Regions from separate parts of the Mus musculus genome. Here all the other regions are linked to region 1. The links are chromatin loops, found by intact Hi-C in ENCODE. Cell type or tissue: left cerebral cortex. All regions are shown on one strand.

What was found. Hi-C counts contacts between places; a loop is a spot of excess contacts. Peaks named below come from ENCODE experiments on the same cell type or tissue, not always from the same donor. Only the 100,000 strongest peaks of a DNase experiment are listed, where the experiment ranks them.
Region 2: it touches region 1 in a loop (5-fold over the local background); 27 of 42 quality-filtered maps call a loop at or near these places.
Region 3: a loop joins it to region 1, with 6 times the contacts of the local background. A loop is called at or near these places in 8 of 42 quality-filtered maps.
Region 4: a loop joins it to region 1, with 2.1 times the contacts of the local background. A loop is called at or near these places in 5 of 42 quality-filtered maps.
Region 5: it touches region 1 in a loop (4-fold over the local background); 27 of 42 quality-filtered maps call a loop at or near these places.

What each region holds. Positions count from the first base shown.
Region 1 is chr7:84,746,921-84,751,920 of GRCm38, reverse strand. The region is part of intron 2 of 2610206C17Rik (RIKEN cDNA 2610206C17 gene); the gene reads right to left. Among named protein-coding and RNA genes, the nearest start is that of Zfand6, 59 kb to the right of the region's middle. In left cerebral cortex, CTCF peaks have their summits at 1,726 (motif pointing left) and 1,927; DNase peaks (open chromatin) are centred at 1,741 and 1,968; H3K4me3 peaks cover 693 bases; H3K27ac peaks cover 170 bases.
Region 2 is chr7:84,592,287-84,597,286 of GRCm38, reverse strand. Fah (fumarylacetoacetate hydrolase) reads left to right here. Exons shown (of 14, transcript NM_010176.4): 6 at 12-109; 7 at 201-253; 8 at 1,730-1,829; 9 at 2,444-2,574; 10 at 4,026-4,101; 11 at 4,859-4,905. Among named protein-coding and RNA genes, the nearest start is that of Fah, 11 kb to the left of the region's middle. In left cerebral cortex, a CTCF peak has its summit at 2,693 (motif pointing left); a DNase peak (open chromatin) is centred at 2,653.
Region 3 is chr7:84,687,339-84,692,338 of GRCm38, reverse strand. Zfand6 (zinc finger, AN1-type domain 6) reads left to right here and starts at 2,382. Exons shown (of 7, transcript NM_001360578.1): 1 at 2,382-2,593. It overlaps 2610206C17Rik (RIKEN cDNA 2610206C17 gene), which reads right to left and starts at 2,699. Exons shown (of 5, transcript NR_038175.1): 1 at 2,525-2,699. In left cerebral cortex, a CTCF peak has its summit at 3,044; a DNase peak (open chromatin) is centred at 2,342; H3K4me3 peaks cover 1,925 bases; H3K27ac peaks cover 1,078 bases.
Region 4 is chr7:84,791,864-84,796,863 of GRCm38, reverse strand. No RefSeq gene overlaps it. Among named protein-coding and RNA genes, the nearest start is that of Olfr291, 59 kb to the left of the region's middle. In left cerebral cortex, a CTCF peak has its summit at 1,991 (motif pointing right); a DNase peak (open chromatin) is centred at 2,018.
Region 5 is chr7:84,604,138-84,609,137 of GRCm38, reverse strand. It overlaps Fah (fumarylacetoacetate hydrolase), which reads left to right and starts at 3,196. Exons shown (of 14, transcript NM_010176.4): 1 at 3,196-3,495. The coding sequence starts at 3,415. In left cerebral cortex, a CTCF peak has its summit at 2,571; DNase peaks (open chromatin) are centred at 2,156, 2,557 and 3,186; H3K4me3 peaks cover 1,956 bases; H3K27ac peaks cover 1,787 bases.

The sequences.
Region 1 (5,000 bases):
AGGGTGATGGAATTATCTACAGTAGTGGTTCTCAACCTGTGAGTCTTGACACTCTGGAGGCAGAGGATACACATCAGATATCTTGGATATTCGATATTTACATTACAATTCGTAACAGTAGCAAGCTATGAAGTAGCAATGAAAGTGATTTTATGGATGGGCTCACCACAATGTGAGGAAGGTTCACAGCGTAAGGAAGGCTAAGAACCACTGATCTACAGGGAATCCAACAACTTATCTACGGCTATACCAGTTTATACATCCTCAGGGAAAGGCAGGGTCCTGTTAAGACCTCCTTGTCCTCATAAAAAAGGGTTAGTGGGCCCAATGTTTGGTGTAGATAATCACAGGTGCTCTGACAGCAAGACTCCAATACCCATGTGTATTAGTCAGGGTTCTCTAGAGTCACAGAACTTATGGATAATTTCTAAATAGTAAAGGAATTTATTGATGACTTACAGTCGGCAGCCCAATTCCCAACAATGATTCAGTCGCAGCTGTGAATGGAAGTCCAAGGATCTAGCAGTTACTCAGTCTCACGCAGCAAGCAGGCGAAGGAGCAAGAGCAAGAGCTAGACTCCCTTCTTCCAATGTCCTTATATTGTCTCCAGCAGAAGGTGGAGCCCAGATTAAAGGTGTGTTCCACCACACCTTTAATCCCAGATGAAAGGCGTAGCCCAGATTAAGGGTGTGTTCCTTAAACTCGGAGATTCAATCTTCTGGAATCCATAGCCACTATGGCTCAAGATCTTCAAACCAAGATCCAGATAAGGATCTCCAAGCCTCCAGATAAGGGTCACTGGTGAGCCTTCCAATTCCGGATTGTAGTTCATTCCAAATATTGTCAAGTTGACAACCAGGAATAGCCACTACACCATGCTTAGAGAGCAAAGTTTCACAGCACAGAGTTTTAATTTTAGCTTTTAAGCAAAAATAACTCTTTAGAGCTAGATAGCTCAGGTTTTCTTTTGTACAGGAAGAGGATAGAAAGTGAGTTTAGGGAGAGAGAAGGGAAGGTGTCAGAATAAATTGTGGTTCATCATCTCAAATTAGTTGCATATAGACTAATCCAGAAAAGGAAAAAAGAAAGAAAGAAAGAAAGAAAGAAAGAAAGAAAGAAAGAAAGAAAGAAAGAAAGAAAGGAGGAAGGGAGAAAGAAAGAGAGAGAAAAGAAAGACAGAAAGAAAGAACGAGAGAGAGAGAAAGAGAGAAAGAAAGAAAGAAAGAGAAAGAAAGGAGGAAGGGAGAAAGAAAGAGAGAGAAAAGAAAGACAGAAAGAAAGAACGAGAGAGAGAGAAAGAGAGAGAGAAAGAAAGAAAGAAAGGGAAAGAGAGAGAAAGAAAGAAAGAAAGAGAAAGGAAGAGAGAAAGAAAGAGATAAGAAAGAAAAAGAAAGACAGAAAGAACGAGAGAGAGAACGAGAGAAAGAGAGAGAGAAAGAAAGAAAGAAAGAAAGAAAGAAAGAAAGAAAGAAAGAAGGAAGGAAGGAAGGAAGGAAGGAAAGAAAGAAAGAAAGAAAGAAAGAAAGAAAGAAAGAAAGAAAGAAAGAAAGAAAGAAAGAAAGAAAGAAAGAAAGAAAGAAAGAAAGAAAGAAAGAAAGAAAGAAAGAAAGAAAGAAAGAAAGAAAGAAAGAAAGAAACTGTCCAGGGCCAGCCTAACAGCTCTTCCTCTTCACGGGTGCCATCTCGTGTTCTCAAGTGGAAGTGCATTAGAAGAGCGCAACCTTTTCAGATCAGGGTCCTTTTCAGTAAGAATTCCTGAACGCCGGACTGGGAAATGCTTCAGGTCAACACCAAATGCTTGGTCGGGAACAAAAATCCAGAGAAGACAACTCTTCTCTGGAAACACCTGCAGGCCAGTGAGGGCTGTGTCTGCAACAAACGTCCTCCGTCACAAAGAGCTCTTTCACTGGAATTTGGGGAGGGACGGTACAGCCCTTGAATTACTCCCTCTAGTGAAGGAGACAGGAAAATGCCTGAAAATCCTATCCGCGTGTGCCAAGTTAGCTGATAGCCAGGAACACCTTGGGCGAGTTGGAAAGCTTCTCGGAGGAGATTACAGGGAGCTGACGCTTCAGCTTGTGTAGGAGTTTGCCAGGCTGGAAGCGGGCATGGATAAATGATCCAGGCATACGGATGAGGGAGGAAAGCAAACAGAATCTGGGGGGAAAAAAAAACGCCCTGTTTCAAATTGAGTAGAATGTAATCAACAAGCAGGCAGAAAGGGAGCGGGTGGAAGACTGGCAGGACAGGTCACTGAGGGTCATTCAAAGGCTCAGTAAACCCCAGCCTGTGAGCCCTGGGGCTTGAGGCAAGGCAAGTCTATTCTTTAGAAAGAGCCGCCTGGACTCGCTCAGCTCACCTCTGGCATATTTCCAAGCTCATTTGTTTCTGTTTCCTTAATAAACTATCCTTTTTCCTACTGGGAAAAAAAAAAGTGGAAAGACGGGAATGGGAGACAGAGAGGATGGGAGTGGGGAAGAGTGAGAGAGGGAGGGAGAATGGGAAATGAACATGAAAAGAATCTGTCTGCCCGCAGTAACCAGTGGTCCGTGAATGGGGAACCTCAGAAGTAAGTAGGTGAGAGACACAATGGCTCTGGTAAGAAACACTAGAGAGACATGTTAAATGCCAGATAGCCAAGGATCCTGCGGCTTGAGATGCATTCTTTCCAGGGAGCCAAGGCAGTAGGGCCGGAACATTGGCAAGGTGTGGGCTGGAGGTAGGGAGTCATGAATCTTTTTATGGCCCTGCAGTCTTGGAAGAGGTTGAACTCAGTCCTGAAGGGTGGGGGTAAAAGATAGTAAGTAGATGGGCATTGGACAGTCCTAACCCAAATCCTAGATTTTGACTTTAAGCTTCTAACAGTGGACCCTGCAATACCATGAAGAAGTGCCAAGGACTTCTTATAAAAGCCAGGTGCAGATATAACCCAAGCTTGTAAGGGTACTAAGACATTCCACTAAACCCTAGAGGGTCCCCACGCAACTTGTTTTGTCATGCCTGTGAATGAGCCAGTGTATAAAAAGCTGAATAGTAGTTTTCTTTTCCCGTGTTCTACTCCACATCTGAACATCTTGATATCTTCCCTTAGAGGCCTGGAACTTTCTGGATGCCAAAGCAAAAGAGAGTTCCCTGTTTGAGCACACACCAGGATGACACTAGGAACCAGTCAAATAATAAGTGGATAATCATCAAAAGCAATTTTGTCATTATGGGAAGTTTTCAGGGTTTTTGGTTTTTGACAGATTATCAATTAAATATAACAAAACTTCCATTCTTGTTTCCTTATTTAGTTTTTTAAAAAAATCTCACTGCTGATCATAAAAAACAGAATGAGAATTTATGCTAAACCCTAGCAAAAAAATTAAAAACTTTACCCATGGACATATAAGTAAATAAAATATTAATAATGTTTACTGTTCCACCTATCTCATTCAGAGATGTATTTCCAATAAATATGCATTTTATAGTAGAGATATGCTAAGAATAATTGTAATGAATCAAAAATTTTTTATTGTGATTGTGTGTGTGTGTGTGTGTGTGTACAAGTGTACACATATGAGTACCACAGTGCACACATGGAGGTGAGGGTATAAACTGTGGGAGTTAGTTCTCTCCTTCCACCTTTATGTGAATTCTGAGAACAGAGCTCAGATCATCAGGCTTATACTGCAAGAGGTTTTACCTGCTGAGCCTTTGTTCTGGCCCCCAAAGAAATGTTTACCTTAGTGAGTTATTGTAGGAAATGCAGATAGATGCCAGGTATTTCAAGGATTTACTTGTGAGCCCACATCCTCAGAGTGTCAGACCAAACCTCAGGGTGACTCAGACTTGGTGTGACTGGTCAGGGGAAGATGGCAAGGGAAGCAGTGCCAGAGTTCTGAGAAGCCAGCTGCTTGTTTACACTGGACAGAAGCAGCGTGATCCCTGAACTGAATCAGTTATCTTAAGGCAGACAGTCTGCATACAGCAGGTTTTCCCAACTTCCCTGTTCCACCCCAACCTGCCTGCCTCAGGACAGAGAGCAGAGGCTCAGAGCATCAGTGAGTCAGCCCCAGGCACAGGACAGGAGCTATGGTGTTCTCGCCCCCCAGGATGGATTGCCTCTTTCTCCTTATGCCTCCACATTATTGAGGACAGGACTACTACCCTAAACAGATTGTTGTCTTCATTTTGACTCTTCATGGCCTGACAGTTGAGAGTATGGGCTTCTGACTTTTTCCAGTTCCTCTTCCTGCCCTCGGCTTCTCATCCTTAGCCTTTTTACTTCACTTTTCATACTATTCACTCTCCACAGGTAATAGATGAGCCCTTAGTTCAGTCGCTGTTTGGCTTGGGTGGGGTGGGGTGGGGCTCCCTAATCTACAACACTAGGCGAGATCTAGAACCAGGACTATCCATGGGTTCTGTATAGCAACCAACCTACCCTCTGCTGGGATATTACTATGGTTGAGTTTCACATATAGTATTGTGGTAATAATGGGGAAGCCTTGGTGTGTTCAGGACTGTGGGTCTTAGAAAATAAGAAGTTAGGCTTTGTCTAATTAGTTGGCAACATCTACTCTCAAGAGTACTTTTTGTCTGGTTTTTTGGTCTCTTGAAACATCATCTCCTATAGCCTAGCCTAGCCTTGCACTGACTATGCAACTGACAATATCCTTAAACTTCTGCTGCCCCGGCTTCCCCAGGGATGACATACACAGCACAAGATTAGTTTTGATCATTTAAAAGTTTTACTTCCTTTATAAATTCATTATAAATTAGTGTTTGTCCATCTGGCTTTTGCCTCTGTCAAATAATCACTTTGCTAAGTCACCGCCACTGTTGTAGAAAGACCCATGTCTTAGAAACAATGCATCTTCTTATGGGCTTTTTAAGACAGGGTCTTGAGTAGCCCAGCCTGGCTACTTGCTGTATCCCTGAGAATGACCTTGAACTGATCCTGCCATCACCTCTACTTCCTGAGTTCTAAACTTACAGGAATGTACTACCAGTTTCA
Region 2 (5,000 bases), 150 kb after region 1:
TCCTTTATCAGGCTCCACTTACCTGTGGGATACCATGGCCGAGCTTCCTCCATTGTGGTATCTGGAACCCCGATTCGAAGACCCATGGGGCAGATGAGACCTGATAACTGTAAGTGACTCCAGTACCCTAATTCCACTCTCTATTGCTATGAGCTCTGTAGCCTGGTATTGATGGTTGCTTTTATCTGCCATCTTTCCAGCAAAGCCTCCTGTGTATGGTGCCTGCAGACTCTTAGACATGGAGTTGGAAATGGTGAGTTCTGTGTGGAATTTTGTTGAATGGGATCTACAAAGCGCTGTGGCAGTAAAGCTCTCTTTCTGGGGCGGCACTTCACACCTGTTTGGCCACAAATAGCAGCCCATGTCCCCATGTGACCACTGAATGCAGTTGATGTTCTTTCTTCAGATTCTGTGTTTGTGAATTCTCCCACTTGCTGAAACTTATTTGCAACCCAAATATTAACACAAGTCATTGCCACACAGAGAAGTGGAAAATTTGAGTCTCCTGATACACACATTTGTCCCCAGTTGAGGTCACACCAGGCTCCCTGTCTTCGTGTTTCAGGTCTCATGCTATAAAAACATGCTATATTTTTGGTTTTTTTTCTCCACATATTTTCCACATTTGAACTACTTTTATTATTTACAATGCCTCCCAAGTGGAGGTCCATTGTGGTTCCCTAACTGCAGGAGGGCAATTCTAACAAGTGTTAGAAAAGCCTCATTCATACCTAAGTTGTAGCTGTTGTTGGGGAATACAGTGTTGTTGAGCCAACACTATGTCAGCTATCTTTAACAGAAAGAGGTAAAATATGGTGAGTGTTGTAGCCAGAGACTATGAAAACCCAGCTTGTTGCATCTTGTGGGAGCACCGGTCCACCTTTTTTCTGTCACATTCATGGTGATTTTATACAATGTCACATGAACAGCAAGCATCAAGGCCCGGTGGCAGGGCCTCTATCACTTTAGAAAGACCCACACTAAGGCTCCACTCTTTATTTAAATTAAGCACTTTATTTTGAGAGTGCTGAAGACTCATATGTAGTTGTGAGAAATGAGGTGGAGATCCCCTGAATTTGAAAGAGATGGGGTCCTTCATGCCTCGGTGCCCTCAGCTCTCTCTCTCTCTCTCTCTCTCTCTCCCTCTCTCTCTCTCTCTCTCTCTCTCTCTCTGTGTGTGTGTGTGTGTGTGTGTGTGTGTGTGTGTGTATCTTGAAGATTTTGCACTGTTTAAACCCTATCTCAAGGACAAATAAAACAGTGACCCTAGCCATGAACGTAGATGATTCTGTACTGCTCAAGGAATTCCTTCTCCCCCGCACTTAGTTTCCCTTAGACATGATTGCTAGATGTTCTCTTGGTCCATGGCTATTGGACAGATGCCATTCCTTTTGGGATAGGTAGGGCTGTGAAGTCAACTTGTCAATCCTCCTGGAATGAGCACCCCTGATGTTTTCATTCTTTACAAGTGTCATATACTGTCAGATGTGAGGGTATGGAGCCTGGAATACAGAGGAAGAATCAGAAAGGCCTGGGGTGCCCTGGGGCTAGGGGGGAAAGGGCTCATGTGAGTAGACTTCCCACCTTAGAGACCCAGGGAAGTAATGCCAGGTCCTCAGGCAGCCCTAGTCCCTGGTTGAACTTTGAAAATATTTTCCCTTTGCTCTGTAAGCCACAGTGACCCAGAGCATCGGGTCATCTAGATTCTTACCAACTTTCTCCATGGCAGGCTTTCTTCGTAGGCCCTGGGAACAGATTCGGAGAGCCAATCCCCATTTCCAAAGCCCATGAACACATTTTCGGGATGGTCCTCATGAACGACTGGAGCGGTAATGCCTGGTGGCCCAGCTTCCTCTGATGTTCTGTTCTTAGGGGCACACACAGGAGTTGGGTATGGGACAGGAGGCCTAAGTACTACAGGGGTGATACCATGCAGACTTCTGACTCTGTGGGTGTGGGGCAGTCACAGCTTCCCTGAGTAGCTTTCTCATAAGTGGAAGGATGGAGCTGACAGAACCTAAAGCTTTATCAAGCCCTACACACTCCACTCACTGTTGCCAGCACCATCAGCTGCTGATGAAGAGCTGTACATGGAGGGATTTTAGTCAGTGGCTGAATTGAGCCTTACTATTCATCAGCCCAGCATCTGAGTCCCAGCTCTACACCCTGATACCATGTGTAAGAGGAAGTGGGTCCAGAAATCTCAGGAGAGGGCCTTCCCCCATTCAGGCCCTTGGTAGGGACTGTCCTGTCATCCTTCATTGTTCCCTAGCACAGCACCTCCAAGGACCTCTGTCTTCATACTGAATACCTTTCTGTTTGTTCCCTGGGAGATCTGGTTGGCCAGAGCCATGTAGAGAGGTCCATGTAGGTCAAGGACAGGAAGCAGCTTGGAGTGAGTCTGTAAGCCACGGTGAGACCTAAGCTTGCTGTCTTTTCATAGCACGAGACATCCAGCAATGGGAGTACGTCCCACTTGGGCCATTCCTGGGGAAAAGCTTTGGAACCACAATCTCCCCGTGGGTGGTGCCTATGGATGCCCTCATGCCCTTTGTGGTGCCAAACCCAAAGCAGGTAAGCACCCTTCTGCTGAAAACTCTGCTCTAAGTTCCGGCTTCCGCCCTTTCCTGTTGCCCTCTGATACTGAGACATGGTGATGCTTGGTGGATCCTGCATTTTGTTTTGTGCAATGGCTCCCTCTAGAGTCTAATTTGCAGAATGCATTTTGGAATAGAGGCTATAAGGGAAAAGGTGTGTGTGTGTGTGTGTGTGTGTGTGTGTGTGTGTGTGTGTGTGTGTCCAACAGGGTTCCCAGTGCAATATCCCACCCCTTCATTACAGTCACCCAGCTCTTATGGCCAATGCCTTGAAGGCCCTAACTTCTCTCAAACACGGCTCTGGTAAATGACCTATCTGGTCCTCCCACATCTCTGGGTCTAAATCTCCAGAGGGCTCTGCTCTGCTCCTGGCTCCCTGCCTTCCCTCCCCACACTCTCCCTGGCATTGTCTCACCAGCTGTGTACTGCTGCACTTTCTCCCTCACCCATCCATGTCATTTTATGCATGAACACTCTTGGGACTTTCCCCTGCAAATTGGTTCTTCATAAAAGTCCCTGCAGTTCCATTCTGTCTCCTTGGATCTTCCCCAACACTTCCCACCACAGCACCCACGTCTCCCCTCTGGTGGTCTCCCTCCTCTTTGTCTCTGTCCCTCCACTGTCCTTCTCATCTTCTGGCCACCCAGGACCTGTTGGGCTCCTGCTTTAATGGTCCCCATCCTCCTTCACAGTCCTTCGCCCAGCTCTATCTTCACAGAGATGATTGGATGCTGACTGCCTCCATCCTTCCCAAGGACTGTTTAAGTACAGCTGTCACCATTCCTGCCCCTTCCCAACGAATCAGCAGGGTTTTCTCTAAAGTAGTTTCTAATTTAACCCTTAGTACACTGGGAAGGAGCTGTACTCCCCACAAGCATCACTGGTCACACTGTCACCATTAAAAACGCATAGTCGTTCAGACTACCCAGAGTTATCTTATGTCCTGCTAAATGATTTTTGTGTTGTATTTTGGAACAACACTGTTTGTTCAATGTGCAGCACTCTGCCTGGACATCAATGGCCTTCCCAGCTGTTCCAGCACCAAAGATGGCTGCCAGCTTCACTGCTGCCAGGGACTCTGCCTTCCAGGGCATCCACCTTGCCCTCACTATTGTCCTAGCTTTTCCTTACAGGTTCTGTGGCCAATCTCTGACCTCTCATTGTCCCCCTCCCAAGTCTATCCTCCCTCAGCTTCCTGAAGCATTGTTACTTCCTGTGATCTCTAACCTATTTCTCTGTACATTCACCCATCAGCTTATTTTCTCAAGTGTGGCATGTGTGACCTTCTGACCAAGGGCAGTGTACAGGACTTCTCCAGTTCACATCTGTCACTGCTGCCATATGTCACACTCTGTATTGGAGAGCAGAGGCTGCTGGGAACTCAGCCCCCACTGACAGCTACAGCTTTGATGTGCTCTTGCCTTTTAGGACCCCAAGCCCTTGCCATATCTCTGCCACAGCCAGCCCTACACATTTGATATCAACCTGTCTGTCTCTTTGAAAGGTATGTGATGGGTGAGTGGTATTGCCTAGGCTCAGCAGGCAGGCACAGCCAGGCTCCATTGCCCCAGCGGATCCTGAGCATTGCTGGGTGGAACTAGAGGCACCTGTTCCAGCCTGGAGGCTGTGTGGGGCTCTTGTAAAGAAAGAAGAGTGTGAGGGCCATCCTCCAGTTGGGATGCATTGTCCTACAGGGGAGGCCTTGTCCTCCACCCTGTGTTGGACTCTGCAACCTTCTAGCCAGCGTCTACCTCTATCACTGCCACCTACCTTACACTGTAACCCAGATATGTGGTACATTTCTTTAAACACCTGTTTAAAAGCCTGATCTCACGGGCTCATGAGAATGAGAAGTAGGGCTTGATCGTGAGCCATATCCTGGGCAGACTAGGGAGCCATGTTGATGGCCTACCTCCACTGAGCTAGTCTGCAACTAAGCTGTGGTGTGAGGGGCTGGCTTTACAGGCCAAGCTGTGATGTGAGGGGCCTACTACGCAGGCCGTGGTGAAGGTCTCAGCTCTACTCTTGTCCAGCTTTGGAGCTTGGGCAAGTACCAAACAATACCTTAGTTTGTCATCTGTGAAACAGGGAAACTACAGCTTTGGTTTTATAGATGATGGTGATGATTAAGGAAACTGATCCTGAACAGAACCTGTAACTAGGAAGGGGCAGGTGTCATGTTCATGAGAGAGCTGGAAGCAGTTTTCTTCCTGGTCAGCAGGACTAAATCTGTATAAGTATTACTTCTCAATTTCTGACAGGAGAAGGAATGAGCCAGGCGGCTACCATCTGCAGGTCTAACTTTAAGGTGAGTTTGGAGGCCATCAGACTGCTTTGTGGAAGGGAAGAACGTGACAGGAATAGGAGATATTCTATTCCTCTGGGAGTGGAATGACACATCAG
Region 3 (5,000 bases), 60 kb after region 1:
ATTACCTCACAGGTCCACCTGATTCACAACTTCATCTTCCCAGGTCACAGGATCCACTAACTTAAGCCTTTTCTATGTTTCTGGCTTGAGAATGGTCCTTATTAATCCCTCACACTGGAATCTCCACCAAGATACTCTAACCACTTATTTTATTTAAACCTACTCTTCCCCATGGGGCCTATCCTGACTACTGTCCCTGGTCCAACAGCCTTCAAGCATCTGTTTATATAGTTACCTTCTCCATCTAGGTCACATATCACCTTATAATTCACAGCATACAGATGTTTGCTATTAGGTTTATTTGCATGCCCTCCATTAGAATTACCTCTCTAGAGGTGGAAAAATCTTTTCATCACTCACTAAACTTAGGACATAGAAAGATTAGAGATGGCTCAATGTAGTAAGTCAAAAAGTGCCTGAGCAACAATTTAAACCCTAGACGAAATTCTACATTCTTCTCATATAATTTTCCTTCCCAACGGCCAGAAACTAGTGAACCCTAAAAGAATTCCAGGCTGGAAAATGATTCCTGACACTTGCAGCATCTTTTAGCTGTCAGGATCCATCCACCCTTCCTTTTCCTTCCCTCCTCATGTCTAAGAAGTTCTTATATGTTACTAAATAAAATAACTACTCGCTTTGACCTTTTAGGCCTGCCATAATTGAACCTCAAACCGTTCCCAGTCTATCTATAGCCTTGTCTCCCCTATTACAGATCATCTTCTTGGGCAAAATCCTCTCGATGTTTTAGCCCATGTTTCTAAGTGTGTGTGTGTGTGTGTGTGTGTGTTGTTGTTGTTGTTGTTGTTGTTGTTTTGGTTTTGGTTTTGTACATAGCCTTGCCTGTCTGGAAACTCACTATGTAGATCAGATGGGCCTTGAACTCACAGAGATCAACCTGCCTCTGCCTCCCTAGTATTGAGTTTAAAGGTGTGAGTCTCCACACCTGGCTTTAAAGATTTATTTTCAAGTGTATGAGTGTTTTGACAGTTGTGAGCCACCACGCAGATGCTGGGAACCCAACCTAAGACCACTACAAGAGCAGTAAGTGCTCTTAACTGCTGAATCATTACTCCAACCTTAAATATAAATTTTGAATGGGTTGAATGTGCCTCAAAAACACCCTTAGGCCCTGGGTAGGGACCTTCTGTTCTGCTCTGGTTTCGAACAGCAGGCTTAGCTTTATTTTATTTGGCCCTGGGTTTCACTACTTAGCTCTGGTCACCCTGGAACTTGCTATATCCACCAGGCTGACCTAGTACTCACAGAGGTATATTTTTCTTTGCCTCTCCATGCTGAAAGTATAAAGGCCTGGGCCACGGTGGCTGGCCAGGCTTAGCTTTGGTGATTTATTTTAGAATATCCTGCCCCAGAAACTTGTCTGTCACCTCACAAGAGCATTGTGTGTTTCTCCCAAGCCCTCTTCAGGAACACTTCCTTTCGTTTTCCATGAAGTCATAAGAATTTTTCAAATGCCACCTTTTCTTCAAAGAATTCTACCTGACCTCCACCATGTCCTCTATTCTGTCTCCTCCTTATTCTACAGGATTACAGAAAGCAGCCCAAACCACACATGGTTAGCCGTATCTCAACCTTGTGACCATGAGCCCCTATTACTGTAAAAATAGGGCAGAAATTTCAGGGAAATAGGTAAAGAGAGCACAGTGACAAAGATAAACATTGTAAAACACCAAAAGGCACAACCCCAAGACTAACAAAATAACATAATTTCAAATAAAGACAGGACTCTAGGCAATCCTGTTTGGGCTGGGGAAATCTCAGGAGAGCTGTCCCCCACTTCTCCCGCACAACCTGTGCAGGGCTGCTGGACTAGAATCTACCGCTTCCGCGAGAAGGTCCAGGGGGCTTCCCGAGTCCAGGCGTGTAGGTGTGTATTACACAAGCGAGCACACACGCCTCAGGTCTCGCTCTCTGTAAATCGTGGTTCAGGACAGGGCAGAGTTCAGACCTGGCACTTTGGGCTGGCCCTCCTGGTCTTCTAGGGGCCTGGGCAACAGAATCTCAATCTATGTCGTCTCTCAAACTACGCAGGTGGAACACCAGCTCTAGACAAGGGTAGTCTATCCCTGGGAGGATGCAGAGCCCGGAGCTACGTCATCAGACACCCCATCCCCTCGCCGTCCCCCAAGTCTGCACCAGAGCCCTCTTGCTCCTGAGGCAACATCAAAAAGCTAACCTAGCCCGCTGACCTGGCCGAGGCAGGGGCGTGGCCGAGAGAAAAGCAGCGCCTCTGTGCCACGCCCCTCAAATGCCTTGACCAATAATAGCACTCTCCGAGATCCGGCCCCGCCCCCACGCCGCCTCCGGCCCGCGGCCCCGCCCGGGCCGGTCATAATTAGGCAGCGGGCTGGGACTGCCGCGTCAGCGCGCGTTGAGAGCCAATCGCGGGCGCTCCCTTGAGGCCGCGTCACAGGCCGAGCAGCCAAACAGAAAAGTTTAATAAACAGCGGACGGAGGGCCGGCGGCGGCGGGCCGGGAGCGAGTGGGGGTTTGGCGGCCTCACCTGTCCTCACTCTCAGCGGCGGCGAGAGGCGGCGGCGGCAGCGCGTCCGGCGGAGAGGGCCGCCGCCAGGTGAGGAGTGCGGGCAGCGGTGGGCGCAGCCTCCGGGCGGCCTGGGAGCCGGAAGCGGCGGGCGGCGCAGCAGGTGGCCTCGCAGTGGCGAGCGGAGGGCGCGGTCCCGGTGGGGCGCGGTCCCGGGCTCCCCGGGCGCGCGCTGAGCTCGGGGTCGGGGTGGGCGCGCCTGGGGCCAGTCCGGAGCAGCTGCCGCACGCCGGGCAGCGTCCTCACGTCCCTTTGGTAGGCTGAGGCTAGAGAAGGCTCAGAGGGAGTCTCCGGGATTCCAAGCTCTCTGCTCCTCTGAGAGCGTTTTCAAGTTTCTCACTGTTGGATGCGTAAACAAGCTACACGGAGTGTGGCGTCTGAAGTCAATCTAACTCTATCAGAACTCAGTGATTTGCCATCATCATCCAGAATTGTCAGGCGTTTGTGGGAACTGGGGCCTTGGGGTCACCTCCAAGCCGTGCATGCTAACTAGCTTGGTAGTCAGCACCTAGTGGTTCCGAAAACCGAAATTAAACGTCACTTTCAAACTATATTCGAAATTTATCCTTTTCCTAATTAAAATGCCACGTAGGCTTTTGAGATTATTTATGAAGTATTTTATGGCAATTGCTGTTTTATGTATTATTTCCAGGCCTGCGGGGACAATTTTTTGGTAAACCATGAACATTTAAATGGAGAAAAGACATTGTCTTAATTTTTCCTTTTTCCTTTTTTTTTTTTTTTTTTTAACATTTAAAAAACACGTAAGCCGGGCGTGGTGGCGCACGCCTTTAATCCCAGCACTTGGGAGGCAGAGGCAGGCGGATTCCAGCCTGTTCTACACAGTGAGTTCCAGGACAGCCAGGGCTACACAGAGAAACCCTGTCTCGGGGTGGGGGTGGGGTGGGGCGGGGAGACAAACATGTAAGAGGGGTAATAGGCACAGATAGGAAAATTTCAGGCTTGATTGCTGTTTTGACTGCAGCCATACTTTCCTGTGTTAATGTCAAAACTCACAATATGAGTTATATCACAAAGTTTTTAAAGTAATGGTCAGTCCTGGGAGAATACACAACACAATGTACTATAAAGAGAGAAAACATAAACTTTCAGACTCCTCACTCCAGAGCCAGAACTAGAACATTACTCAAACTTGTATGTGTTCACGAGTTTCTTATCTGGCCTAACCCAGTTTACTGTTTCTTACTGAGGTAAATAAACATTCTAGACTCGGTGGATTTGCTCATTCTCTAGCCTTTTAAAAATTAGTTTTGTCACACACTAATCTCTTCAAACAGTGTCACTTTAGGTTCCTTGCCCTTTGAACTTTGGACAGATAGTGTATGGTTGTGGTTCATCCATTTCATTGTTTCTTAATGCTGTGTTCCTCCCTTCACCCCAGTGTTTCGATGGTGTTTCTTGTTTTGCTTCTAACAAGTGTACTCTGGGAACTTTTCTTCTTGCAGCTGTTGTTGCCCAAGTTGCCTGTCGAAAAGTAAATACTGTAGATCGTGGTAGAAAGTTGTAGGCAATCAGTAATAAAATAGAGATGAAAACGTTACGATTCTGCTTCCTTCCTTTAATCAGGAAGACTCACTGTTCTTGTGACTGGTTCCTAGTTGCTATGTTTGCATGAGGAACTAAGATTTCTGTTAATCTCTACACCGAATCCCTTCAAACCGGCTGTGGAAAGTTTGGCACCCTTTGGTACTTCTCAGGGCAAAACCAGCAAGTGGGAGAAAACTCCATGTTTTGTGAAGCCACCCTGTCTGTTCTCCACCACTCCTCCCCTCCCTGCAGTCTCTGGCAGGTTATTGAGGAGTCTTCTTTGCCTTAAAACCGTCCGTCTTGCAAAAGAAACTTGGAGTAAGCTTTGTCTGCCTAGTTGGCACAGGCTTTGTTGGAGGGAGAGTGTCAGAGAGCAGATCCTTTAAGGGAAACATTAGGACCCACGTGACCCTCCGCCACTTTTGAGAAGACTATGTGAGTGTACTAAGTTTTTCAAGACTTGTCAACCACACATTGAAGTATTTTTTAGGTTTAAGAATGTCCTAGGGTTTGCTCTAGACAAATGTCTTTAATTTTTTAATTTTGCTCCTTTGTGTGTGTGTGTGTGTGTGTGTGTGTGTGTGTGTGCGCGCATGTGTGTGTATGCTTTGAATAACTTGTTGAAGGCATGAGAGAGGAGCTTTTTAATTTTTTTAGATAGGGTCTCACTATAAAGCCTAGAACTCTCTATATAGACTAGGCTGGCCTGGAACTCATAGAGATTCCCCCAGTCAACTGTCTCCAGTGATAGGATTAAAGGCGTGTGCCACCACATCTGGCTAGGGGGCATTTTTTTGATGTTTGTAGCTTGCAGATGTTTTGTTTTTATAGTGTAGTTGCTTCTGCTTTTAAAACTTAGTTCTATATTTTACTACAAATCACACTGACA
Region 4 (5,000 bases), 45 kb before region 1:
TAAGGCAATCCTCTGCTACTTAAGCAGCTGGAGTCATGGGTCCCTCCATGAGTACTCTTTGGTTGGTGTCCCCGTAAGCTCTGTTGGGGGGGTGGGGGTCTGGCTGGTTGATACTTTTGTTCTTTCTATGGGATTGCAAACCCTTTCAGCTCCTTCATTCCTTCCTCTAACTCCTCCATTGGGGTCCCCTTGCTCAGTCTTGCTCAGTTGGCTACAAGCATCCAAATCTGTATTGGTCAGGCTCTGTCAGAGCCTCTCAGAGGATAGCCATACCAGGCTCCTGTCAGCCACAAGCAATCTAAGATTCAATAAAATCCCCAAAATGTGAACTCAATTCTTCACAGAGATAAAAGGAGCGATTCTCCAATTCATCTGGCATAACAGAAGCACCAGGATAGTTCTCAACAATAAGAGACCTTCTGGGAAAATCACCATCCCTGACCTCAAGCTATACTACAGAGCAATACTGATACAAACAAACAAACAAACAAAGACAGCATGGTATTGGCACAGAGACAGTCAGATAGATCAATGGCATGGAATTGAAGACCCAGAATTAAATCTACACACCTATGGTTAAGTGATCTTTGACAAAGAAGCCAAAGCCATCCAGTGGAAAAAAAGACAGCATTTTCAACAAATGGTGCTGGTTCAACTGGTGGTTAGCATGTAGAAGAATGCAAATTGATCCATTCTTATCTCCTTGTACAAAGCTCAAGTACAAGTGGATCAAGGACCTCCACATAAAACCAGATACACTGAATCTAATAGAAGAGAAAGTGGGAAGGAGCCTTGAACATATCAGAACAGGGGAAATTTCCTGAACAGAACTCTACATACCGACTGCCCATTAGACCAGCACAATTTCCTAAAGATGCTTTCTTTTTTCCATTATATATGTTTTTGGCTTCTTTGTCAAAGACCAAGTGTCCATAAGTATGTGGGTTTATTTCTGTGTCTTATTCTATTTCATTGATCAATTTGTCTGTCCCTGTACTATCCATTAACGTAATCCACTATATAAACAAGGAAAAATTCACATGATCATCTCATTATATGATGAAAAAACATTTGCAAAATACAACAACCCTTCATGTTAAAAGTACTGCAGAGGTCAGGAATTCAAGGCTCATACCTAAACATAATAAAAGCAATATTCAGAAAACCAATATCAAATTAAATGGAGAGATATTTAAAGCAATCAGGGACAAGACAAGGCTTCCCATTCTTCCTGAATCTATTCAATATAGTACTCAAAGTTCTAGTTAGAGCAATCAGACAACAAAAGGAGATCAAGGGGAAACAAATTCGAAAAAAAGAAGTCAAGGTATCACTATTTGCAGATGATATGATATTATACATAAGCAACCAAAAAAAAATTCTACCAGAAAACTTCTACAGCTGATAAACAACTTCAGAAAAGGGACTGGATATAAAATTAACTCAAACAAATCAATAGCCTTCCTTTATACAAATGATAAACAGGCTGAGAAAGAAAATGGGGAAACACCCCTCACAATAGGCTCAAATAACAGAAAATATCTTTGTGTAACTCTAATCAAACAAGCAAAAGTTCTGTATGACAAGAACTTCAAGTCTCTCAAGAAAGAAATTGAAGAACTCAGAAAATGTAGCAATCTCCCACACTCATGTATTGGTAAGATTAACCAATAGCCAAAGTAAAAGTGGTCATACGACCAAAAACAATCTACAGATTCAATGCAATCTCCATGAAGATTCCAACACAATTCTTCACAGATGTGAAAAGAGCAAATCTCAACTTCATATGGAAAAACAGAAGACCCAAGATAGTGAAAATAATTCTTAACATTAAAAGAACTTCTGAAGGAATTACCATCCCTGACCTCAAGCTATACTGAAGACCAATAGTAATTAAAAACTGCAGAGTATTAGTACAGAGACTTCTTCTTTAACACCCCCTAACCTCCACCAGCTCAACATCTTAGCTCTAGTTTAGTGCTCAAATTCTAAAGGAGCTAGACACTAGGTGGAGCCCTAGGATTTTCTAAGACAGACAAAGACTAGACTGTTGTTCTGTACTGAACTTGCTGTTTTCTATTTAACTCTCCAGTTTGGTCTTTCTGGCTTTGCAGGGAAGGAGGGAGGATCCTCCTAATTTTAAAATGCCTTGAAATTCGTGCCTCACATTGCACCTCACACAATAATAGTGGGAGACTTCAACACACCACTTTCATCAATAGACAGATCGTGGAAACAGAAACTAAACAGGGACACAGTGAAACTAACAGAAGTGATGAAACAAATGGACTTAACAGATATCTACAGAACATTTTATCCTAAAACAAAAGGATATACCTTCTTCTCAGCACCTCACGGGACCTTCTCCAAAATTGACCACATAATTGGTCATAAAACAGGCCTCAACAGATACAAAAATACTGAAATTGTCCCATGCATCCTATCAGACCACCATGGACTAAGGGTGATCTTCAAAAACAACGTAAATAATGGAAAGCCAACTTTCACGTGGAAACTGAATAACACTCTTCTCAATGATACCTTGGTCAAGGATGGAATAAAAAAAGAAATTAAAGACTTTTTAGAGTTTAATGAAAATGAAGCCACAACATACCCAAACCTATGGGACACAATGAAAGCATTTCTAAGAGGGAAACTCATAGCTCTGAGTGCCTCCAAGAAGAAACTGGAGAGAGCACACACTAGCAGCTTGACATCACATCTAAAAGCTAGAGAAAAAAAAGGAAGAAAATTCACCCAAGAGAAGTAGACGGCAGGAAATAATCAAACTGAGGGGTGAAATCAACCAAGTGGAAACAAGAACTATTCAAAGAATTAACCAAACGAGGAGTTGGTTCTTTGAGAAAATCAACAAGATAGACATCCCTTAGCTAGACTCACTAGAGGGCACAGGAACAAAATCCTAATTAACAAAATCAGAAATGAAAAGAGAGACATAACAACAGATCCTGAAGAAATCCAAAACACCATCAGATCATTCTACAAAAGGCTATACTCAACAAAACTGGAAAACCTGGACGAAATGGACAAATTTCTGGACAGATACCAGGTACCAAATTTAAATCAGGATCAAGTTAACGATCTAAACAGTACCATATCCCCTAAAGAAATAGAAGCAGTTATTAATAGTCTCCCAAGCAAAAAAAAGCCCAGGACCAGACAGGTTTAGTGCAGAGTTCTATCAGACCTTCAAAGAAGATCTAATTCCAGTTCTGCACAAACTATTTCACAAAATAGAAGTAGAAGGTACTCTACCCAACTCATTTTATGAAGCCACAATTACTCTGATACCTAAACCACAGAAAGATCCAACAAAGATAGAGAACTTCAGACCAATTTCCCTTTTGAATATCGATGCAAAAATACTCAATAAAATTCTCGCTAACTGAATCCAAGAACACATTAAAGCAATCATCCATCCTGACCAAGTAGGTTTTATTCCAGGGATGCAGGGATGGTTTAATATATAAAAATCCATCAATGTAATGCATTATATAAACAAACTCAAACACAAAAACCACATGATCATCTCGTTAGATGCAGAGAAAGCATTTGACAGGATCCAACACCCATTCATGATAAAAGTCTTGGAAAGATCAGGAATTCAAGGCCCATATCTAAGCATGATAAAAGCAATATACAGCAAACCAGTAGCCAACATCAAAGTAAATGGTGAGAACCTGGAAGCAATCCCACTAAAATCAGGGACTAGACAAGGCTGCCCACTTTCTCCCTACCTCTTCAACATAGTACGTGAAGTATTTGCCAGAGCAATTTGACAAAAAGGAGATCAAGAGGATACAAATTGGAAAAGAGGAAGTCAAAATATCACTTTTTGCAGATGATATGATAGTATATATAAGTGACCCTAAAAATTCACCAGAGAACTCCTAAACCTGATAAACAGCTTCGGTGAAGTAGCTGGATATAAAATTAACTCAAGCAAGTCAATGGCCTTTCTCTACACAAAGAATAAACAGGCTAAAAAAGAAATTAGAAAAACAACACCCTTCTCATAGTCACAAATAATATAAAATATCTTGGCATGACTCTAACTAAGGAAGTGAAAGATCTGTATGATAAAAACTTCAAGTCTCTGAAGAAAGAAATTAAAGAAGATCTCAGAAGACAGAAAGATCTCCCATGCTCATGGATTGGCAGGATCAACATTGTAAAAATGGCTATCTTACCAAAAGCAATCTACAGATTCAATGCAATCCCCATCAAAATTCCAACTCAATTCTTCAACGAATTAGAAAGAGCAATCTGCAAATTCATCTGGAATAACAAAAAACCTAGGATAGCAAAAACTCTTCTCAAGGATAAAAGAACCTCTGGTGGAATCACCATGCCTGACCTAAAGCTTTACTACAGAGCAATTGTGATAAAAACTGCCTGGTACTGGTATACTGACAGACAAGTAGACCAATGGAATAGAATTGAAGACCCAGAAATGAACCCACACACCTATGGTCACTTGATCTTCGACAAGGGAGCTAAAAATATCCAGTGGAAAAAAAAAAGACAGCATTTTCAACAAATGGTGCTGACACAACTAGTTATCATGTAGAAGAATGCGAATCGATCCATACCTATCTCCTTGTACTAAGGTCAAATCTAAGTGGATCAAGGAACTTCACATAAAACCAGAGACACTGAAACTTATAGAGGAGAAAGTGGGGAAAAGCCTTGAAGATATGGGCACAGGGGAAAAATTCCTGAACAGAACAGCAATGGCTTGTGCTGTAAGATCAAGAATTAACAAATGGGACCTCATGAAACTCCAAAGCTTCTGCAAGGCAAAAGACACCGTCAATAAGACAAAAAGACCACCAACAGATTGGGAAAGGATCTTTACCTATCCTAAATCAGATAGGGGACTAATATCCAACATATATAAAGAACTCAAGAAGGTAGACTTTAGAAAATCAAATAACCCCATTAAAAAATGGGGCTCAGAACTGAACAAAGAATTCTCA
Region 5 (5,000 bases), 140 kb after region 1:
GATGAAAAAGTAAACAAAATGGATAAGAAATTCAGCAAGAGAATTGAGAGTTTTGTTTGTTTTGAGATAGAATCTCACTATGTAGCCATGACTGGCCTAAAACTCACTACATAAACCAAGCTGGTTTCAAACTGACAGAGATCCACCTGCCTCTACCTCCCAAGTGCTGGGATTAAAGAAATGCTGAAAGAGAGAGAGAGAGAGAGAGAGAGAGAGAGAGAGAGAGAGAGAGAGAGAGAGAGGAGAAAGAAAGAAAAAAGGGAGGGTGGAAGAGAGAGAAAGAAAAAGGAAGGAAGGAAGGAAGGAAGGAAGGAAGGAAGGAAGGAAGAAAAGAGGTAAAACATGACACAACTTACAAGAACTCTGGTAAATAAGAAACCAAATCTAAGAATCCATGGGGTGGAAGGGTCTGAAGTAACTAAAAACACAGAGAATGTGCTTAATGAAATTACAGGGAAAAAAATTGATACTACATGAAAAACAAATGCAAGGGGCATTGCCCTGAGAAATTCATTATACAATGTACAAAAGTACAAAAGAAACAACACTGAAAGAAGAAAAAAGTATCAAGCTACAAAAACAAATGTATCAAAATAACATCAGACCCTCTCAACAGAAAACCTGGAAAGTCAGAAAAGCATGGAATGAGAGATTTCAAATCCTGAATTAAATAACTGCTAACCTATCAAAACTATCTTTTAAAACTGATGGGAGAATATGGTCATTTCAGACAAGGACAAATAATAGCAATTAATGACCACTAAGCCAGCAGCACTACAGAGTATACTTGGAGAATCCTGAACACAGAGTGAAAGAAGCAAGCCAAACACAGTAAAGAATAAATTTCATGAGAGGAATATGTTAGCAAAGGAGAACTAGGGAACTATCTATTGTGCCCAACACAGTAAGTAAGCAAACTCCGAATTCAAATGGGGAAAAATGAACACCCCAACCTATCAGAAAAAACACTACAAAATTTATAGGCATTAGTATGCCTCAATAATAGCCTGAATTGTTAGGCATGATGATGCCCGTAGAAAGGTAGCCACAACTTTGAAACTAGCCTGGACTACTTAGTGAGTTCCAGAGCAGCCTCAGCACCACAAGGAGAACCTTGACTCCAAAAAACAAATAATAATAATGATTATAGCAATTACCTAAAGTAAATCATCTTTCTCAGTTCAAAGAGGTATACTTGTTGATGGGACTAAAAAACAAGATTCAACTGTCTCTTGTTTTCAAGAAATATACCTGTCTGGCACCACTCAGTTTACCAAATGAATAGAAGTAGACTTTGCTATTCTGATAATTGATAAAGTAGATGTCAAACCAAAACTAGAAAAGACTAAGGCACTACTTGTTAATAAAAAGATTACTTTACAGATTAATAAAAATCATAAATATAACAATCATAAGCATGCACTAAAGTTTGGATAGAGCTCTCCGTTTTATAAAACAAACACCAATGATTTAATAAGAACAGATTCCAATACAATTATCTTGGGTGATTTTGCTACGCCATTCTCATCAGTAGGTAGGTCATACAGACTAAAACTCAATAAAGTAGATTTAGAGTTCAATTTAGATTAAACCAACCTAACAAACATCTCCAGAATATTCCATCTGTATTCATTACTACTCTCATTGCTGTGACCAAATACTTGACAAGAAGTATTTAAGGGTGGAAAGATTAAGCTTATAGTTTGAGGCGATACAGGCCCTCCATACTAGGGAAGGGAACTAGGAGGGCATGACGCAGGGTTGGGGAGAAGGCTGATCACACTAAATCACAGCCTGGAAGCAGAAGAAGATGAATACAGCTATCCAACTCCATGTTCCTATCATTTATTCAAGGCCTCCAGTCCAAGAGGTGATGCTGCATACATTCATTTAACCTTTTGGAAACACACAGACACGTGGAGATGTGATTCCATGGTGATTCTAAATATGATAGTGAAGTTGACAATATTAAACATTACACCCTCCAACAGCCAGAAAGCACAAATTCTCAGCAGAGCTTTCTCTAAAATAGATCACAGTTTAGGCCATAAGTCATGTCTCCACAATACAAAAAAGAATTTAAATAACCCGTTTTTATTTTATCAGATTGTGTTTCTGAAGCATTTGCACGAACACGGCCCCAGTCTGCGGGGTACTCCCGTGAGATCTCACTTTATCATGGACGCCCACGTTTCTAGTCAGTAACTAGCCAAACTTCTAACATCTCTGGTCCCAGAGTCCATAGGTCTTCCTCCCGCTCTTTCATTTGGAAGTCAACTATCATTAACTAATCGAATTCTTGTTTCTACTGTGAAGTAGACCCCCTTCCCCACTAGTACTGTACGGAAGAAAGCACAGGCAGAACACCAAGACGTTAACGCAGGCGTGTCACACTTCTAGACGCTGGCTCCAACTCCATCTTTCACCAGTGCTCAGGGCAAGGTCTCTGGACCCTGACTGAGCAAGGCTACACAGGCAGATGAACTGGGGACAAATCCTCTGCAGTATCCAGTGACACCACAGGAGCCAGAGGCAGTCCCAGACAAAAGAATGGGGTCACTGGGTGGATCCCAATTTGCATTCTGGAGGTGGGGTCAGGGAAAAAGCTTGGCTCATAAGGGAGGCTGGGCGGTTTTGCAAAAGGGCGAGGCCTCAGAGATTATGGAAATAAAGCACCTACTGGGGCGGGGCTTTGGGTCTTGGGCATTTTAGGTGAGACCAATACCTGGATCCAGGTGCTGGACCCGGAAGGGGGAGGTTTAGACATAGGGGCGGAACGGTCTGACAGTTCCGGGATGGAGATGGGGGGGGGTGGGGTGAGGGGGAAAGGCAGGGCGTGGACACGACGGGATCTCGGGGGCAGGATGAGGGTGGGGTGACCCCAGGACTCCGGGCACATCTGGGGCGGGGCGAAGGCGGGAAGATCCCAGGGCTCCGGGCACATCTAGGGAGGATGAGGAGAATGTCTTGTATATCCAGACCGATGAGGCGGTCCTGGACTCGTAGAGGTCGCCCGAGAAGAAAACGGGGTGGTCTCAGGGCGGGTACCGGGTGGTTCCAAGGCAGGGGCTGGCCAGGAAGGATGCGGAACAGTCGAGAGGCGTGGGAATGGGGTGGCCCGGGGCGGGTGCTGGATAGTACGGAGGGTGGACCCAGGGTAGGGAAGGAGGGAAGGGTGTGGGGCGGTTCCGGGGCGGGTGCTAAAAGAATCACTAGGGTGGGGAGGCGGTCCCAGTGGGGCGGGTAGGGGTGTGTGCCAGGTGGTACCGGGTATTGGCTGGAGGAAGGGCAGCCCGGGGTTCGGGGCGGTCCCTGAATCTAAAGGCCCTCGGCTAGTCTGATCCTTGCCCTAAGCATAGTCCCGTTAGCCAACCCCCTACCCGCCGTGGGCTCTGCTGCCCGGTGCTCGTCAGCATGTCCTTTATTCCAGTGGCCGAGGACTCCGACTTTCCCATCCAAAACCTGCCCTATGGTGTTTTCTCCACTCAAAGCAACGTGAGCATCGATTTTTGGGCTCGGGAGCCGGGAGGTGGGAGTTCTGGTCAGTTTCTCCAGAGCCTCGGGGAGAGCGCCTGTGGCTACAGTGCCGCTCAGGACCCATAGCTGTGCACGTTACGGAAATTAAGTATATGTGGGTATATATGGGCCTGTGCAAGAACCAGAGCATAGAGAAATGGGAGCTATCACCCCTGCCTGGGCAGCAGGCCTAAGCGATTGTGACCCAAAAACGGACGCATAATTTCCTTACAAAACGCGGGTGGTCGTTCACTTCACTGCTTAGTCCTTAACCCTGTAACCTCGAAAGTACCAGCTGACTCCCATAATTTCGAGCAACTCCTCTGAGCACTTCCTGGCCTAGAAACTTCGGTCTAAGACACAGGCTTCTTTTACCTCTAACCTAAATTCTTTCTGCTCTAGAGTGAACTGCTAGGCATTCACTGAACTAACCACAGGTCTCATGGGGCAGGAGAAATGAACTTTGACTTGTACACATAGTCTGACTTGAAAGAAATCTTTGCAAATGGTTTAGTGGAGCTGAGTTATCTATCCTATCCTTGGGTGGGCAACGCATATCACTCTGAAATGTTTGTGCTATTTTCTGCTTGAGCTTTTGGGGGGAGGGTTGTTTGTTTGTTTTTGTTTTATTTATTTTGCTTGTTTATAGTGTTGATTCAGCTTTGTGTGTAGGAACTGTTTGCACCATAAAAGGAGTATGAATATCTTTGCCAGTACAGACAGGTAGCATTGTTCTAAAGTACTTGGCTGGCATGCACCAGCAAAAGGAAGAAAGAAAGGAAGTGGTTCCTGGCAGTGTATAGCTTTCTCCACATCTGTTGTCCTTTCATATCCTGCCTGTGCAGATTGCCTTGGTCAGAAGAGTCAGGTAATGCTTTCACAACCACCAGGCATGACTAGATGTTGCAAGGACACAGAGTTAACTTGTTGTCCTTTCCACGTTTGAGGTGTGTGGAGCCTTAACCTGAGCCAACCAACCGCCTTGTGGAAGTAGAATACTCCCTCTGGCCTCTTCTGATACTTTGCCCTCAGCAGACATGCTCTCAGCCTTTTCTGGGAATTCCAGTGGGTTAGGCAGGGACATTTGTGCAGTCAGGCACGTTGAGAGAACTGGACTAGGTAGTAAGTGGGTTGCTTTCCCAGGGGAATCTGAAGTTACTGTCCTTCAATAGTTAGAGACTTTTTAGACATCATACATCATCACCATTACTATCTTGGTTTTATTTGGGGGACTTGATGGTAGTGGTGGGTTTTGGGGGTTGTTGTTGTTGTTGTTGTTGTTGAGACAGGGTTTCCCTGTGTAGCCCTGGCTGTCATGGAACTAAATCTGTAGACCAGGTTTACCTTGAACTCAGAGATTGCCTGCCTCTGTATCCTAAGTGCTGGGATTAAAGGTGTGTGCCACCGTGCCGTTTCTTTTTTATTCGTAATAATAATTTGAGAGTTTCTAGGTACATTTTCCTGGACATGTCTAGGGAATGTGA